Linked DNA regions of Homo sapiens: region 1 is linked to region 2. A link is a loop called in an ENCODE intact Hi-C map of the cell type or tissue named here. Cell type or tissue: OCI-LY7. All regions are shown on one strand. Each heading gives the region's core, and the rest is flanking DNA. Links, peaks and the distances in the headings are about the cores only.

Region 1 (5,376 bases), core at 271-5,270, 140 kb after region 2:
TGTTAAACAGGCGGGTTTCATCATGTTGGACAGGCTGCTCTTGAACTCCTGACCTCAGATGATCCACCTGCCTCGGCCTCCCGAAGTGCTGGGATTACAGTCGTGAGCCATGGCACCTGGCCTCCATTTTTATTTTTCTTTAACAGGTCTAAAGCTGTGTTTAGATTCAGGTTAAATTATTTACCTCATCACAATAGAAGGCACATAATGTCAGGCGCGTCTACTATTCCTGACATGGGGTTTGATCATTGGGTTAGGGAATGACAGCTGATCTCTTCATTGCAAAGGTCATCAGCCACTAGTCCATGGAGTGATGCCTGGATACATTGTGAAAATCCAGTTCCACAGGTAATTCCCGATAAGAATTGCTATTGCTTTTGTTTTCCATTAATGACCTCTACCTGAATCAATTGTTCACGTAGGAACTGGGAGTTGCAAAATTGAAATTTTCTAGTTCTTTCATTAGTTTAACATTCACTAACTGGCATTTTTCTGTAAAAACGAGCTTTCTATCATCTCAACTGAACTTATTTGGTTTCACTGAAATACAATTCCTATTAAAAAGGCAAAATAATTGCTTAATTCTTTTCTTTTATTGACTGGTTTTTAGAGTAATGTATTTGGTGAAACAGTCATCTTCATTGGTCACAACTTTTTGTTTTGCTGTATGGGATTTCTCTTCTTTTGAGTATCAGCATAGACTTAAACATTTTAATATGTTCAATGTTTCAATAAATTATTATTATTTTTGTGATGCTTATATCATCACAAATTGGGTCATGTGGAGTCCCCGGGGACTGGCTCTCGTGTCCTTTGGACGTGGCTCTACTAGTCTCTAGATGTTTCCTTCTTTTCTGACACGAGCTGGCCCAGTCTCGCTTTGTACAGTCCCTGACCCTGATATTAAATAGGCTACTTCTCCAGTGGTCCTGGATTCCTTTTCAGAAAGAACAGTAAGAGAAACCAAATGATGGGACTGGCGGTCTAAGTTTCCTGGGGAAGGGGTAACCTTGCTTCTAGACCTTTCAATGGACAGAACTAGGAAACATATTTCTAAAAATCATATGCTTCTTGTTTAAATTAAATACTTACAGGCCTTTAAAAAACCTACATTTACCCTCTACTTGTATCTCATTTCTCTTATACTGAAAATCTTGGTTTCTAATAATATCAACACAATTATCTCTTGTGTTATCTTACAGTATACCTGTATAGTTTCAAATTACCTTATAAGTGTTAGTATTAACAAACTACTAAATGAGATTTAAGAGATTTAAGATTCCTTGGTAGTTTTTTGTTTTTGTTTTTGTTTTTGTTTTTTGCAATGGAGTCTCACTCTATTGCCCAGGCTGGAGTGCAGTGGTGCCATCTCGCCTCACTGCAACCTCCGCCTCCTGAGTTAAAGCGATTCTCCCGCCTCAGCCTCCTGAGTAGCTGAGCCAGGCATGCGCCACCACACCTGGCTAATTTTTGTATTTTTAGTGGAGATGAGGTTTCACCATGTTGGTCAGACTTGTCTCAAACTCCTGACCTCAAACGCTCTGCGTGCCTTGGCCTCCCAAAGTGCTGGGATTATAGGCATGAGCCACTGCGCCCGACCTGTCTTTAAAAAATAGATCCCAGTAATGACATACAGTCAAAGGACTATGTTACAGAGTCACTTGAAATATTTTTCTCAGTGGTTTCTTGTTTTGGCATATAGTTAGGGTCATTTCATTTCATGCCACTTAAGTTTAAAGCCTTAAATTTGCTAAGAAATAAGAAGTTGGAAAACACAGTTGGTCATTTACCTACACAATATTTCTATTCTTCCCCGTATGTGTTAAATAATTAGGTGTGATGGAATTTATATAGGTTGATCGAGTGTTAAAATTTATGGCAAGCATTGGGATCATCTAAGGACTTTTAGGTTCGTGGTAACCTTTGTTGTGTTGTATCTCCACAGATAAGCAGACCCTTTCAGAGACTGAGAGGGAAGATGCTAAGCGTGCTTGACTTTGGCGATGAGAAAAAGTGTTTGAGATGTCAGCCTGCAGGGTCAGATTGACTCAGGCAAGAATCCTAGTCCTGTCAGTTATTACCTGTGTAATCCTGGATGAGTTAACCTGGACCCTCAATTTTCTTATCTGTAACACAGTAATAATAATCATCTCACAGGGCTTCATTTCCCATCCGGGTTAAATGAAACCATGCATATAAAGCACTTTGCACGTTTCCCGGCACCATACATGTAGCTAATGTTATTAGGGTGGTAAATAAGACTGCACTTTTTCTCTAATTATTCTATTGGTTTTTCAAAAAAGTGTTTTTATAATGAGCATGGTTTGTCCTCATAATAGCAAACAAACAGCAAACTCCAATAATCTGGGGGTGAGGGTGAGAAGGAGAATGAATTCCCTATGGTAGTTTTGTGTATTGATCATTCCTCTGTGAATTTTTCTGTCCTTAATTATGTGACTTTAATGCCATCTAGTGGAAGGTGACAGAGTCTATTTCCTCAAGTAGCTTCATTTGATAAGGAAAAAATCCCATGTTTATTTTATGTAATAGATGGCTCAAGTTCCATTCCTTCCTTATTAAAGAAATGTTCAGAATCCATAGTCATCAATAAAGATATTTTTGGTGAAATTTATTTTAAGGGCATAGCCTTTAGTATTTTATGGGTGAAAAATTTCCTACAGAGAGGGTAGGTTTGTTTTATTCTCAAACTTTTCTCTTGTATTTTTTATTTGTATTTAAGATTTTACATGTCAATTTTTATGATAAATCTACTGAATTTGTTGTAACATAATGCTAGCAAATACGCAGGAGCTTGCAGTAAGACTATTCTTTTTAAGAGAAAGACCTGTTGTCGTTAAACACTTTTTTTATTTTGCCTTGATTTTTTTTTAAATACTGAATGTGGAATGAATATAAAGTCTCACTGATCATGAACCTAAGCTCATCCAGTTTCGTGGTGGCAGCAGGGAGCGCCAGGGAGCCAGGGGTCAGGTTGGGCTCCTGCTTTTCCATCCAGTGTGACCTCGAGTAGAGCCCCACACCCACTTCACGTGCACATGATCAGACTGGGTGAGAAGCTCTCTCACATTTCATCTTGTGGCATCCTTTAATCCTTAGCTTCGGATTTGTAAAGGAGAGTGAGACCTGCTCTTTACCACTGTAGCTTACCAGTTATAGGGGAGTCTAAGTCCTGATTTTTACTTTGAAATAGTTACGGTAATCTATCCATCCTGTTAGGATGCTCTTGGCTGCTGGGGCATTTCTACCCCTTCCTTGCTGCTACCCAGATGTAACCCTGGCCACACCTTGTATTGACTAGACTTCAGAAATTGTTTTATGTTTGAATTACTTTAATTTTATTGCTTTAGTTGAATCAGTGTCTCCTGACTCCAGCCACCTTGCTTTGGGTTTGCTGCTGAATTGGGCCAGCATATGCAGGAGGGCCCAGGGGGCCCGGCTCCCAACTTCCTGCCAGAGATGCAGATGGAGATCATGAGACACACCTTAATGAGGGTACCATTGCTCCAGCGTTGGCACTTGCTGTGTTTAGGTACCACAAAAAGAAAGTACAGCTGTCATGTCTGAAGGTTACTGACTCTCCAGAAATGAGGAAGGCCTACGTGGTCTTCTTGATCTTGCTGCTGCACAAATTGTTGACACCTGTCCCCTGTCCTGGCTCAGAGATGATCCCTTGTGGCAGGGATCAAAAGGACATGAGAGCCCGAATGTTGTCCTAAGTGGCGGTGAAATTCGTGTTTAAGTGTGGGCTCTGGATAGTTGGGGGGGTCCTGGCTCTGAATCTATTTCTTTGCTCTGTGCCCTTTCCTTGGTTACAAGTGATGAACCTCATTAGCCTGGTGTGTAACGCACGTGTAATAACAGCACCTGCTTCCTCCAGCCACAGGAGGAAGCTCATATGTGCTAAACGGTTAGCATATTGCTTGACATCTGGTTAGTGCTTAATACATTGTTATTAAAAGTTAACTGTTATATGTTATGTATATTAAATGAATAAAGTCTCACTGATCATGAACCTAAGCTCATCCAGTTTCGTGGTGGCAGCAGGGAGCGCCAGGGAGCTACCTTTAGGTAGCTACTAACAGAATGTCAGCTCTGGGGACATAAAGCCAAATGCCCAACATCTGTCTAGGTTTGTTATACATTTCTAGAGAATTGCATTAAGAAAATAAAACTAGGCAGGGCGTGGTGGCTCATGCCTGTAATCCCAGCACCTTGGGAGGCTGAGGTGGGTGGATCACCTGAGGTCAGGTGTTCGAGACCAGCCTGGCCAACATGGCAAAACCCCCGTCTCTACTAAAAATACAAAAATTAGCCAGGCGTGGTGATGAATGTCTGTAATCTTAGCTACTCGGGAGGCTGAGGTGGGAGAATCACTTGAACCCAGGAGGCAGAGGTTGCAGTGAGCCAAGATTGCACCACTGCACTCCAGCCTGGGTGAGAGAGCAAGACTCCCTCCCAAAAAAAGAAAAAGAAAAAGAAAAAAAGAAAAGAAAAGAAAACCAATCTAATTACAATATGGCAATCATCTGTGTATCTCCACGGCACATGGAGTGGGTGGGGCATTGGGTACAAGGTTGACCAGTTCATTCCGAGGCACCACACTGGGCTGGTGGGTCTCACTCACCCTTCTTGGTCTGTGAGGACCAGGTCTAGTAGCCATGGCCAGAGTCCCTTACACAGTGCAGCTTCTGTGTCCTGAGACCTTTACCACCCTGGAGACCCTAGAGAAGCAATGGGAAGAGCTCTGACCAGGGAGCAGGTGGGCGGCCTTCAGGTTCCCGTTTCACCAATTACCATCCAGGTGCCCTGGGGCACCTCCGTTTCTCTGAATGGTGAAACATGTCATATCTCAGAAAGGCTTTATAAAGAATAAAAAGAGATGCGTCAAAGTACTTTGTGATGTGCTACACAAGGATATTGGTTTTTTTTTCTTCCGCAGGAGACACTGAAGGAATATGTACACCTCTTAAAAAGAAATGATGTTCAATTAGCCTTTTACCAAAACTGAAAAATTTTTAAAATTTACTCTTCTTACACATATTTTTTTGAAGTCCCCTTAAAATGAAGTGCAGCCTACTCAGTCTCACTTTCTCCTTAGATATCGGTGTGGTTACAATGACCAGGGCTGCATACATTTTAGAATAACAAGTATTTAAAACTGTGCCAGATATCGTCTGCAGCACACATTTCTCCATCTGCTCTTCCAGGCCTTTGTATCTGCTCTTTTGTTCTGCGGGGATACAAACCTACAGGAGCAGCTGGGGTTCCATTAGCTTCTGCCAATTTGAGACTCTTGCATTAGGCAGGAGAAGGTGGGAGCCATTCTCTTTCTGACGGCACCTCTGGTGAGGCAGG
Region 2 (5,376 bases), core at 89-5,088:
ACTCAGGGGAACCTGGGGAGTGCTGTGCTGGTGTGGGCTGAATGACATCCCCTAGAAGGGAATGGTGAAGCCCCAATCCCTGGCACCTGTCAATGTGACCCTATTTGGAAACAGGGTCATTGCAGATATAATTAGTCGAGTTAAGATGGGATCATATTGGAGTAGGGTGGACCCCCAATTCAATGTGATGGTGTCTGCATAAGAGGAAGGAGATTTGGACATGAAGACGCATATAGAGGAGAGTGCTGAGTGAAGACAGACATTGGGAGGAAGAGGTGTGTGAAGACGAGGCAGAGTGCAGCGATGCCCCTCCAGCCAAGCAGCACCGGGGCTTGGCCCGAGGGGGAAGGAAGACTTCACCCCCAGAGGCTTCGGAGGGAGCATGGCCCTGCGGATGCCTTGGATTGGGACTTCTGGTCTTCGTGACTGTGACAAAGTAAACTTTTGTTGCTTGGAGCCTCCCAGGTTGTGACCTTTGCTAAGGCAGCCCAAGCAGACAAACACACTGACGCTTCCTGAAATTCTGGAGGCCGCTCCCCTGGGGGGCAGCGTTGCTTCCTTCTGTCAAATGTGGGGCCTGGACCTGGGCTTGCTGGGCCCCCTCCTGTTCTAGGCCACTACTCCTGCTCCAGAATCCCAGATCCTCCCTGCCTGTCCCGGCTGATTCATGATCCCAGCCTGGCTTCACCACAGGGCCTCTCAAAGAGCCCCGAGACCTGCTCCTGGGTTTCTGGAGCGCGGCCATCACAGATCCCTGCTGTGTCTGTCTGACAGGCTCCATCAGCAATAGGATACAAAAGTGAATCCTCAGCCTCCCCAACTTACCATGGGGCTAAATCCAGGGGGCCAGACAAGTGCCCAGGTCTGTGGGCCCTGGTCTGCTATTTCCAGGTCCCCAAGAGGCTAGTAGAAGGTGCTTGTTCCCTGGCCCCGAGGGAACCCTTGACCTCAGCCAGCTCCAGCCCCTGCAGGAGCCATCTCCATGCCTCTAGACCCCCAGTAGACACCCTCCTTCCAGGATCTGACTCCGGTTGTTAGCCTGGGCCCCCAGGATGAGGACAGTGTAAGGAGCCAGGAGGTTGGGACCAGACTGGCCTCCTAGCCTAGCTGAAGAGATGGGTCCTGGCCTTATGAGCTCCCATATGACTGGAAGCTTCCCCAACCCTGGAACCACAGACAGTTCCTGGGCTCTGGTCCTCTCAGCCCAGTGGTGCAGGGGCGGCCCATCCTGAGAGTTCCTGCGGGGAAGAGGGGCCTGTGGGGACAAGGGGATGCTACAGTGAGTGACTTTGAGGACAAGGACACACACAAGCACAGCCCTTTCGGCCACCCCATGGGCCCTGGGTTGCCAGGAGCCTTACCAAGCCCCAGCTTGCCTGGTCCCCACCTCCATGAGGCCACGAGCCAGCCTGGCCGCCCTGGAGCTAGTGCTGGAGCCCATCACGGGATCTGCTATCCCACCATGCAGCAAGAAGAGGAACTGAGAGCCAAGACACTTTTAGAGCCATTTGACCGAGTGTCTGCCTGTTGAATCTAATGATGTAATTTGCATATCTTTATTTTCATTTTCTAGGGGTTGGGAGCTGTGATCAGCACAGGCTGCTTGGCCAGGAGGAATGACTGCAGGGTGGGCAGACACAGGTTGGTACTCAGTGGAGACCTGAGTGAATGAATGAATCAGAGCTGGGGAGGACGGGGGGCATGGGAGGGAACTGCCGTTGTCAGAGAAAGCCCAACACAGACCTTCCTTTCCCTGGGATCATCCCTGGGGTCACCAAACCTCCCCCGTACACCTGAGGAGAGACCACCTGAGTCACAGCCCGCAGAGCTCCGGCCAAAGAGCTGGGATGGATGGGCTGGAGCCAGTGGACTTGGCTCAGGGTCTAATTTCCTAGTCGTGACCACTATCCCCTCCTCTACGCTGAGCCTCAGTTTCCCAATCTGTAAACCGAAGGGGATGCTCTAGACCAGGGATCCACAAATCATTAACCTCTGGGCCAAATCTAGCCAACTGCCTCTTTTTGCAAATGATGTTTTGTTGGAATGTGGCCATGCCCATTCACTTGCTGCTGTCTGCAGCTGCCTTTGCGTCACAATGACAGGGCTGTGTAGGTGTGGCTGGGAGCTTATGGCCCACAAAGCCATGCGTATGCACCACCTGGCCCTTTACAGCAAGGCTGGCCAGCCCGACCTTCCACGAGCGTTTCTCAGCGGAAGCAGTGTCACCTCTGAGTGGGTATTTAAGAAATTGCTTCTGGTGAGTGTAGGTCAAGCTCATTGCAAGACAAGTTCCATGCTATAAAAGCTACTTTTCTTTAAGTTCTTATACTTCCACTTTATATTAAAGTTAAGACATTATGTTTATCTTTTGCGATTTGGAGCATAGATAGGTGATCATCTGTATGGGTTTCATTACAGGGCATTAGAGAGCGTCTGTTAGAAGAGCAGGGCATTGATTTTGATGCAATGAGGCAGTTTCTTTAGAGGGCCCACGAGGCCCTAGATTCCGCATCAGCTTTAAGTGGCAAAGCCACACAGCTATTTCAAGAGCACAGCACTAGAGGGCAGCATAAGCCCATGAGTGCAACGCCAGAGCTCTGCGCCCTGGGCACCGCCGCTTCCCGAAGGCTGCAGGACTGGGGAAGGCTTGTGCCACCAGGACCTGAGCACTCAGCAGGAGTGTCAGGCCTCTGGGCCTGGGTCAGAGCTGATGGAGAGACCGTTCCAGCATGTGAGACGCTGGAGGGAACTGAAACCCACCTGCTGCACATGCATACTTCCCCGGTGGTTTTGGAAATGCTCTTGTTGTCAAAGATGTCCCTTCACACGGGGCTCTGCCTTCCCCACTGCCCTCCTGCACAGGCACAGCACATGTGTGCACACTAAGACTTCCAGGAATCTGTCCATCTAGCTGAACTGATTTTTCCCCCCAATTTATTCGACATTAGGATCTTTCGTGCGAGCCCGCGTGTGTGTCTAAACTTAGCCACATCAGGAAGCTGACACTGGTAAGTGATGACTTAACATTGTGGGAGATGTCCTTCTACACACCTGTGGGTTCCATGGATTCAGCCAACTTCGGATTAAAAAACAGTTTTATGTTTCTTTGTTTTTTTTTGTTTTTTGTTTTTTTTGACGGGTTTTGTTCTGTCACCCAGGCTGGAGTGCAGTGGTGTGATCACGGCTTACTGCATCCTAGACCTCTGGGTCATGCAATCCTCCTGACTCAGCCTCCCGTGTAGCTGAGGTCACTGGTGCCCGACCCCACATCCAGCGTTTTTTTTTTTTTTTTGTAGAGATGGGGTCTTACTTTGTCTCCCAGGCTAGTCTCCAACTCCTAGGGTCTAGTGACCCAGCCTCCCAAAATGCTGGGATTATAGGCGTAAGCCACTGCACCCTGCCAGGATAAAAAATACTTTAAAAAACAATAAAAATCACAATACAACAATGAAAAATAATACCAATTCTAAAAAGACAGTATAACAACCATTTACTTGGCATTTGCATTGTATTAGATATATATAAGTAATCTAGAGATGATTTAAAGTACACAAGAGGATTGTGTAAGTTCTATGCAAATACGACACTATTTTATATCAGGGACTTGAGCATCTGCAGATTTTGTTACCATGGGGGTCTTGGAACCAATCCCCCTCGGATACCAAGGAATGACTGCATATATATATATATTTTAAGTTGGGATTCTTGTTCATTTTCAAACCATCTTTGCTAATATGGCAGTTGGCTTCCCTGGGCAGGAGGGAGCATGCCATGTGCAGACAGCATGCCCCTCCCCTACACAGGAAAGAGGGCCTGTGTGCACGGAACTGCATCCGTCTCTAAGGGGAGAGCGGGGCTCCTGGATCCTAGACACTCTGACACAGCATCCATCACACTTGTGGGCCGGTTTGCTTCTCCTGATCTCTAAGTCTCTCTCAGGCTCCCTCTTGTCCGGGGACACTGTGACAAAAGCAGCTGGAATGTTCAGGATTAACAAGACAGTCTTATTTAAGAAACAGATGCAGAGCACCCTGAAACCCCTGGCAGTGCCCGCGTTGCCATGGCTTTTCCACTCAGCGTGGAAGACCATGAGTCGTGCATCTCCCTGCTGGACCATGGCTTCTGGAGATGGAGGATGGCAGGGCCAGGTGTGATGTTGTCCTCCTGTCCAGCTCCTCCTGCATTGTAGGATGTCTGTCATAACCTGGTCTTAGAAGCCAAGAAGAAATGCAAACCTGTCCCAATAGGCCTCGCTTTGGCAACAGCCAGTGAACAGGTAGATTAACGTCACCACTCAGGCCATTTGGTCACCTGCTCACCAAGGTGCCACCACCACTGACACCAGGCTTATGAGGGTTTCCATCCCCATTTATGATGCTACCAGGAAGCTGATTTTAGCCACAGCCATTTAAAAAAACAAAACCTGTTGTGTCCTTGTAGATCCAAAGTGTTGGAAATCTTCCCTTTTTCCCCCAGCCTCGCCCACCTACCATTTCAATGTAACCTCCCAAATTCTTCCACAGAGCATTGTTGAAGGCTCTGAGAATCTTTCAACCTCCTCCACAAAGCCCTCCAGGGCCCCCGTCACAGCATTCCCTTGGCATTTTATTTGTGGCTCTTGGACACCGTTGTCCCCACCCTTCATGACAGGCCGGGGACTCCTGGCACTGGATCCTTTTTGCGTAAAGTAAGCTGATTGAATTAAGCACGCATCACTGAAATGCTTTGCTTTCCATGGAACCACACTGCCTCTGAATGAGAATCTGCTGCTCTTTAAATGCTCACCGACCCGCCGTCAACGAGCTGTTGTGAGGTTCTACCAGGAATCGGAGGCGTTATGCACAGACCTCCTTTCCAGCCTCTCCTCCCTGCCCCTTGTGGTCAATGCTGCTTTGGATGCTCCCATTTCCTGGGGGCCCGGAGATCCCGCTCACCTAGAGGGGATGGGCCCTGCTGGCTCTTCTCTGTGTCCTGCCTGGCCCTGCCATCCTCCTTCTAGCTGCAGAAGAGGGGAGTCTGGGGACTAGGGCCTGCCTCCTTCCCCTGGGGCACAGCTTCTGCCAGGCACAGCGCCATCCCCCAGGTCACACCAGTTCTTGGATGTCCCCATCAAAGCCTCTTGTTCCTCCTCTGGAAAAACTCTAAGTGGAAATTATAAAAAGTTCTCCAGAAGGTCTAGTCAGAAAAGTCTTGAAAAGACGAGCGGTCCCTAGAACTCCAGGCCAACCCCAATCTCTCTGACCTCCCTCCTCTTGTCCTCTTCCCTAAAACCACAGCCTCTCCCCTCTACTGGCACCTCTTGTCCCCATGAAGCATCCTCTGGGCCCCTCCTCAAGGCAAACACATCAAGGAGTTGCCTGGGGCACCTGCCTTCTT

Evidence for each region. A loop is a pair of places that touch in the nucleus more often than their neighbours do. Peaks named below come from ENCODE experiments on the same cell type or tissue, not always from the same donor. Only the 100,000 strongest peaks of a DNase experiment are listed, where the experiment ranks them.
Region 1: it touches region 2 in a loop (14-fold over the local background); 74 of 110 quality-filtered maps call a loop at or near these places.

The regions. Positions count from the first base shown.
Region 1 is chr10:127,713,078-127,718,453 of GRCh38, reverse strand. No RefSeq gene overlaps it. Among named protein-coding and RNA genes, the nearest start is that of FOXI2, 21 kb to the left of the region's middle. In OCI-LY7, for the core only: CTCF peaks have their summits at 2,280 and 2,479 (motif pointing left); a DNase peak (open chromatin) is centred at 2,473.
Region 2 is chr10:127,851,359-127,856,734 of GRCh38, reverse strand. No RefSeq gene overlaps it. Among named protein-coding and RNA genes, the nearest start is that of CLRN3, 39 kb to the left of the region's middle. RefSeq lists a silencer at 2,566-2,645. In OCI-LY7, for the core only: CTCF peaks have their summits at 2,358 and 2,559 (motif pointing right); DNase peaks (open chromatin) are centred at 1,494, 2,114, 2,744 and 3,814; H3K4me3 peaks cover 2,257 bases; H3K27ac peaks cover 2,582 bases.